Regions from separate parts of the Homo sapiens genome. Here all the other regions are linked to region 3. The links are chromatin loops, found by intact Hi-C in ENCODE. Cell type or tissue: PC-9. All regions are shown on one strand. Region 1 has its middle 42 kb from the start of FOSL2-AS1. Region 2 overlaps FOSL2 (FOS like 2, AP-1 transcription factor subunit). Region 3 overlaps PLB1 (phospholipase B1).

Region 1 (2,500 bases), 72 kb after region 3:
TCCACAGACCAGGCATGGAGGACGGCCCTGGTGGGGCCACCTGCCCATAATCCCCAAGTGACTCTGGAAGATTCCTCCTTTTGAAAATCATGGGGAAGGGGTTACCTGTTATGATTTTGGCATTCTGCCTTCTTTGTGACTGGTGGAAATCCTACAGACTTGCACCAACTTTCCTAAGACAATAGACTTCGGGGTTTAAAACATGTTAACACAATGTCTTTGAAACATTTAGAAATATCTTCACCACTCCCACCAACGTTGAGCATTTGTTTTTAAAAAATAAACACATGGCAAGAATGCCGTGCAGCACGCCAACGCGCAGGGGGCTGTTGTGCAAGCCACCCGCCCACGTGGTGGGTAGGAACCTGCCCACAGCTGTCGCCCTGCTCCTAACAACTCCTCCGGGCACACCCTGCTCATTAGGCCCAGGCCACGCCTGGCCGCCCAGACTCCTGGTTTAACCAGAATGCCAGGGGCGGGTGGGTGGGCGGCTCCTTGAACCCTGAACAATGGGCTATGAAAGAATGAATCTAGGCCCAGGCCTCGGGCCCAAGAGCTGGGCGCTGGCCCTCGGGATCCTCCCACAGCCAAGCCAAGGTTGGGCCTGTGGATCCTGCAGAAGGGGCCAGGGAGCAGCAAGGGGCCCCCAGAGGGAGCTGGCTGAGCTCTAGGCAGTAAAATTAGACTCCGTCTAGAGACTGCCTCGTTCAGTGGAAGGCTGAGCTGCAGCAGACATTATCTCACTCCTGCTCAATGTCCCCTCAGGCAGGTAAGGGATGAGGCTTGTTCCTGCTTTATAGCTGGGAGCCCAGGCAGAGAGGACAGGGCAGTTGGAGATGGAGAGAGAGGAGGCTGCCAGGCATAGCCCAGCACCTTCCCCACACCTGGGCAGAGGACCCTGCCGGCCTGTGCGGCTGCCCGCCTCCCCCCACCCCCACCCTGGGATCCACGCTGCCACCTCGGGGTGGGCCTGTGCCCTGCCTGAAACAAGCTGCCTGCCCCCCACCTTAGCTCACACCACCCACCCCCAGAAAATCCAGACCTCGCTCTCCTTCCTCCTCAGGGGCTGCCGCACTACCTGCCCGCTCCAAGGCCCTTTGGCAGGATGCCCTTTGTTTGCAGCACTCCCACCCTCGGGGCACCGTGTGGCATGAGGAAGCACAGGCTGCCTGGCCCATCCCTGCCTGGGAGGACATCTCACGAGTGCTTCTGCTAAGTCAGGATGAACCGGATTGGGGTTGGGCAGGTGGCAACACGCTGCTATTTATGGAGGCTCCTGCCCTTCCTGCTCCTGTGATTCCAGGAGGGCGAGGGCTGCGGCCATCCCCACCCGGTCACGGGACTCGGCCCATCCAGAGAGCCAGGCTAGAGCCACGACCGCAGGCTTGAAGGCTAGGAGTCTGCACAGAGAGACCACGAGAAGCAGCAGGCTGCAGGGGAGAGCCCTGGCTCAGACAGGAGACTCCAGGGGAACCAGCTAGCCCGGCCTCTGCCCACTCCTGGGGCCTCATCTGTTCAATGAGGGGGTTGGATTAAAAGAGATCCTCTCACTTCAGAGTTCCTCCACTGTCATTAGTCTGGGTTCCCCGACTCCCGATCCCTCCATTGCTCCTCTCATTAAAGTCCATTCTAATTAGGGGATTAGAATTCACCTCTGTCTAAATTAAAGGCTGGGCAGGGAGTGATGGCGGGCCGCAATGAACAGAGGTTGTGCAGGTGCAGATCTGGGCTGGCAGCCCTGGGGCACCTGAGAGGGGAGGAGAACAGAAGGCCCCGTCTGGCTCCACCTGCCTGACCTCCACCCCAAACTTGATCTTGTGGGTTTGGACCTAGAGTCCCCTCACAGAGAGGCCTTATGTGGGCCAGGGGTCACGCAGGATGAACAGGTCTGAGCCCTGCACTGGGGAACCCCGGGGTACCAGGAAACATCCACAAGGCTTGAAGAAGAATCCAAAGTCCTCCTAAAACCAACTCTGCTCCAGACATTCACCCACCAGCAAGACTTGGGACAAAGAAATTCCAAGCTCCAAACTCCACAAGCTCCTTCACTTACCATTTAGACTGGTTAATCATTTGTAGACTGTGTTTTGGTTTATAAGGTATTTTCCCATAAGTGATGTCATCCGATCCTCATAAAAAGACAATAGATATTTCTCCATTTCATAGATGAGAAAACTAAAGCTCAGGGAGTTTCAGCAGCTTGCTTACAAGATCCCAACTGGGAAGTAGAAAGAAACAGGCCTGCTAGTCTGGAGGTCAGATTCCAAGTACAGCATTCTCTTCAGAGCATGGAGTCCCTCTCTCCAGGCCCTAGGGACCCAGAAAAGCTCCACCAGCACCCAGACAGTGGGCTGAGTCCCTCCCAGCTAGCGAGGCTATGTGGTCTACAGTCAAAAGGGCCCAGAGATCCATTCCACTGTTGTCCTGGGCCCACATGTGGGCCCACAGAGAAGGATGGCCTCTCTGTAGTGGGTCAGAAACTCAGGGAAAACCTTCCCTA
Region 2 (2,500 bases), 99 kb after region 3:
AGAGAACATTTGGTTCAGCCACCACGCTTGACACAGAAGTAACGTGACAGCCCGAGAGGGCCTGTGAGGATGCCAGGGTCACCCCGCAAGGACCTCAGCCCCCTTCTTTCATCCCCAGCCAGAGAAGCAGAAGCGAGCAAGTGCACGTGGAGGGGCCGCTGTGGGAGGGGAAGAGGTGTGTGTCACCAGCCTCCTCCCCACGTTTTCCCTAACATGGATTCCTGTTCATCAGTGAGGACATACGGGCAAGGGCTTCGTTCAGCAGAGGACAGCATATTCCGGAGTGAAAAACAGTTTCCGTCTGTCTCAAGGGTCTGACGAACGTCATGAGCTTCTGAGAGGCTTCCTGTGGAGGATGTGGCTCAGGGGCCTGGGTGGCTGGGTCAGAGGGCGGGGGAGGTGGGGGAGGCAGGGGAGTAGGGTGTGAGGCCTCTGGGAGGAGGGAAGGAAAGTAGAGGAGCCTCAGGGGGCAGGGCTATTCCGGGGCGGGTGGTGAGGAGCGCCACATGGGGCACAGCTCCTTGAAGTGCCAATCACAGAAAGGTTAGTGGTGGGAGGGCCCGCTGAGGAAGTGGATTGTGGATCTGCCTCACCTGGGAATGAAGAATTCCCACTCATCCTCCCCGGCTCTAACACCTCCGAGGGCCATTACTACAGGCATCACAGAATTCACGCAATTCAATTCATTCAACACCCCAGAGTGAGGGCTGCAGGACAGAGAAAGACAAGCCTAAGTGGGTGGATGGTACCTGGAAACATTAACTCAAGTGAGGGGATGGGCCAGGCGTGGTGGCTCACGCCTGTAATCCCAGCACTCTGAGAGGCCAAGGCAGGCAGATCACCCGAGGTCAGGAGTTCGAGACCAGCCTAGCCAACATGGTGAAACCCTGTCTCTATTAAAAATACAAAAATTAGCCGGGCATGGTGGCAGGCACCTGTAATCCCCGCTAGTTGGGAGGCTGAGGCAGGAGAATGGCTTGAACCCAAGAGGCAGAGGTTGCAGTGAGCTGAGATCGTCCCACTGCACTCCAGCCTGGGCGACAAGAGCGAAACTCCATCTCAAAAAAATTATAATAACAAAAAAAGTGTGAGGGGATGTTTTCCAAAGCCCCATCCTGGGCAGTCACTGTGAGGACCACTGACAGAGTCTCTCTCATCTCCTCACTCTGAAAGCATTCCACTGGGGAGAGTCAACCCTGGCTCGGGGCTTCCTCCACACAGCACACGGCCCTTCCTGCAGGGCCAGGCTCTGAAGGGAGTTACGTGACGTTGGTCAGGTCAAGCTTAACAGAGGGAAGGGCAGGGCTGCGGGTCCCCAGGTCTGGGCAATTAGGCGGCACGGGAGAGTGACTCACAAGAGCAGCACGCGGTACCATGGCCACAGCTCTGAGTTCATGATAGAGGTGGGGAACCCGCCTGCCCATAAAGGAAATGAGAAAACCCCAAGAAAATACAACCCTGCTGCCACGTGACCTATCTCCATCAAGACTTCTCCCTGGCCCAACCCAGAGTGCTTAGGCCAGGCTGGGCCACTCCTGATGGCGGCAGGCATGGGAGTGGCTGGAACCTCGGGAAGCAGCCCTGGATGGGGCAGGTCTGGACCTGCCCTGGCTCCCACCCTCCATCATCCCTCACCCAGGAGCCCCCACAGTTCTGTGAGCAGAGAACACTCAGGTGCTGCGTAAAAACCGTGGCTAGCACCCCCACAGAAGGTTGTTCATTTCTTCCCTCTGGGCCCTGGCTGGTGCTAAACGCCACCTCCCTCTCTCTCTCTCTTTTCAATCAACACAATGCTGACCCATGTGTCCAAAGGAAGGAAAGCTCTATCTCCACTGACTCATCTGTAGGGCATTTGTGGGTAAGGAGACAGCTGTGGGAGAGAGGATCAGGACCCCCGGGGCTCTCACTCCAGCCCACCCAGAGGTGCTCCCACCCTACGCAGAGTTCCTCACCGCCTGCAGCTTCTCTGTCAGCTCCCGGCGTCGGTTCCGGCACTTGGCTGCAGCCAGCTTGTTCCTCTCCCGCCGGATGCGACGCTTCTCCTCCTCTTCAGGAGACAGCTAGAGGCCAAAGCCAAGGATCATGGTTAGAACAGAGACAATGGTTCACAGTATTTTTTAAAAACTGTATTTTAAGTAAGGCAAGAAGCCCTTCTGGAAATGGAGAAAGGAGAAGGAAGGGCAAGAGGAGCATGGCTGGACTCAGAGGCCCCAGAACATGTGGATCCCTGATGTCTGGCTGCCTGGGAGGGCTCTTTTGAGCTGAATCTGCCCCGGAAGGTGATGTCCAAGTTTAAAGTCCATGTTTAAACAGGACAGCAATGGGTCAGAGATTCACTGGCCCAGGCATGATGGCAGCACCTATCACATCAGCCCTGATTCAGTGCTCAGGCCAGAGAGAAGGAGCTGGGGATGCTTCTCCAAGAGTCCCCTCCTGCCAGCCAGGCGTGGCCCCACCCACTTAAGCAGCTTCTTCCAAACCCTGGCTAATTTCTCCTCCC
Region 3 (2,500 bases):
ACCCCAAGGTGCTGTGGAAGAAATTATTGAAGCACTGTGGCATCATCAAACCCCAATCATGGAATCCCAAGGGAACTCTCCCCTTTTGAAAGGTTGTTTTGACATCAAGCCCATGGATATATGAAGGGCTTTGAACTCTCTGAAAAATTCCCACCAGAGTCAGGGCAGTCAGGGGAAAAAAACAAGCACTTTTCTATCCTGATGGGAATGCAAGAAAAAAAACACTTGTGTATGCTCTGAGAAACAGGTTTGGCCGAGATCAGTCATCCAAGTTGGACAGGGCTGTGACCACTGGGGTCTGGAACCAACAAAGCACCATGGAGACATCAGGCTTTGACAAGGTAAAACCACATGTGCTTCTCCCTTAGGGGTTTACCTTCTAAAGCAGTGGCTCTCAGCCCATCACCTGCTACCTAGCCCCCAAATGCAGAGACTCAGATTTGACTGGCCTGGTGGGGCATGGGTATGCTGGGCACCAGAGTTTTTAAAAGCCCCTCCAGTAATGTTCACGTGCTTCCAAGGTTAAGAGCCTGACTCTACAAGGAAACCCAATGTGTGTTAGTCCAACAGCTGGCCACATACGGGTGGGGTGATTTCAAAAGCAAAATTAAAGCAGGGCATGCTCTCTTAATTTATGGATTTCCTTGATGTTCGTATACTTATGATGTGTCTGGAGTGCAATTTTCTAGCCCCTGTCCCTTCCTTGAGGGAATACAGCCATTTCATGACCTTGATTAAGCATCTAATCTATCTGAACATTGACTTCCTCATCTATAAAATGCAAATAGGACTAGCTTCCCTGTCTTCTTCATGAGGTCGTTATGAGGATCAAAGAACTGGAAAGGGTTGTGTAAGTGAGAGAGGGCCATACACAGGGAAGAGGTGACTTGTCTCCCTGGATGAAAGGAAGAAGCATCTCCTAGGCATCAGGGAGGACTTTCAAGGCCAACTCATGTGGCACTGAGGTCACTCTTCAGTGCACATTAAATTCTTGGGCTCTTTGAAAAGTTGTAATGCTCTCACTGTGACCTTAGGGGCAGGGTTTATGACCCTTTTGGCATTTTTACAGGCTCAGAGGGCCATAAGTGCATGCAGACCACACCAGCAAGGGTGTGGACCACACTGCTCTCCACTAAGCACTGAGCTGTGCTGGTGAGCTTGGAAGGGGAGGGCCCAAGTCAGCCAGTGTCATCTCCTGTGTGGTTTTGAATGATAAGCAGGTCCTGTGGGTGACTATGTGCTGCACTGCACAAGGTGGCTGTAAGCTGTCACCCTATGTGACCTATAGGGACTGTAGGATGCTGCATGGACCTGTGAGCAGGTGCTGCATGTGACTAGCTGTGGGTGCTGAGTCAGAAAACCATGAGTCATGCCTGGCTGACTGCTCCATTAAAATTCCAGGTGCTCTAAGGCGTATAGGATGTTAGCACAGCGTCCTGTCAGTGTGGTGCTTGGCCAGTCACGTGCTGCCACCAGTGGAAGGTGAGAATGGGGAGCAGAGAACCCTTCTGAGGTAGCTGGGTTGACCTCTGAATGTATGTCTCAGAATTCTAGAGGAGATGAGGTGAGCAGGCCTTCAAGATCATCTTGTTTACTAGATCCAGAGAGGCTAGCAAACCTGCCAAAGGCTATTCAGCAAGGTATAACAGAGCCATGTGTAGAACTGGATTCTCCTTAACCTAGTCAAGTACGCTTTCCCTGAGACCAAAGTCTCTTTGAAAGAAGGTTATAGAAAGACTTGTTACATGTGTTGTCTTCTATCCCGAATTTCCAGAAGAAATCTATTGTTTTGCCCTGTCTGTAGATCAGTATTTCCAGCTGTCCTTATTACCATTAGTCACTCTAGATTTACCATCAGGAATGCTGGCCAAAGAATGATTTAGGATCAACAATGTCACAACCTTTGGGTAGACACAACCTCTAGTCTGATTACAAAAAACATTCGAGATGGCTTGAAAAGTCTCAAACCATAATTAAATACTCTGTCCTGTACTGATGGTCCCAGAGAGACCACACCACCAATTACAGACCTCATTCCAGGCAGAGACCAGTGCACCCTCCTGTCTCCATCCTCTGATGCCCACAGATATCCAATATCATACACCCTGTGCCCCAAGGGAGGAAAGCAGTCCCAAAAGGAAATTACATATTCAAAGTTTATTTGTAGTTTTGCCCTTGGCCTCAGACAAGGGGATGCCTTACTTTTGCATCACATTTTCTTCAACTTCCTCATGGGATTGCTGTGGTTTGGATGTGTCCCCCAAAATTCATATGTTGGAAACTTGATCCCCAATGTAGCAGTGGTAGGAGGTGTGACCTATAACAGGTGACTAGGTTCTGCCCTCACAGATGGATTAATGTCATTATTGTGGGAGTGGTTTTGTTATAAAAGGATGAGTTTGGCCCCTTTTGTCTCTGTCGTACCCTCATTTGCCATTTTGCCTTCTGTCATGGGATGGCACAGCAAGAGGGCCCTCACCAGATGCCAGCCCCTCAATCT

The links. Peaks named below come from ENCODE experiments on the same cell type or tissue, not always from the same donor. Only the 100,000 strongest peaks of a DNase experiment are listed, where the experiment ranks them.
Region 1: a loop joins it to region 3, with 6 times the contacts of the local background. A loop is called at or near these places in 1 of 110 quality-filtered maps.
Region 2: it touches region 3 in a loop (4-fold over the local background); 1 of 110 quality-filtered maps calls a loop at or near these places.

The regions. Positions count from the first base shown.
Region 1 is chr2:28,435,546-28,438,045 of GRCh38, reverse strand. No RefSeq gene overlaps it. Among named protein-coding and RNA genes, the nearest start is that of FOSL2-AS1, 42 kb to the right of the region's middle. In PC-9, no CTCF peak of the experiment used is centred here; DNase peaks (open chromatin) are centred at 375, 745 and 1,125; H3K4me3 peaks cover 431 bases; H3K27ac peaks cover 2,500 bases.
Region 2 is chr2:28,408,319-28,410,818 of GRCh38, reverse strand. It overlaps FOSL2 (FOS like 2, AP-1 transcription factor subunit), which reads right to left. Exons shown (of 4, transcript NM_005253.4): 3 at 1,953-2,060. Among named protein-coding and RNA genes, the nearest start is that of FOSL2-AS1, 15 kb to the right of the region's middle. RefSeq lists an enhancer at 1,267-1,346. In PC-9, no CTCF peak of the experiment used is centred here; a DNase peak (open chromatin) is centred at 1,358; H3K27ac peaks cover 367 bases.
Region 3 is chr2:28,507,349-28,509,848 of GRCh38, reverse strand. All of the region lies in intron 1 of PLB1 (phospholipase B1), which reads right to left. Among named protein-coding and RNA genes, the nearest start is that of PLB1, 13 kb to the right of the region's middle. In PC-9, no CTCF peak of the experiment used is centred here; DNase peaks (open chromatin) are centred at 1,348 and 1,848; H3K27ac peaks cover 588 bases.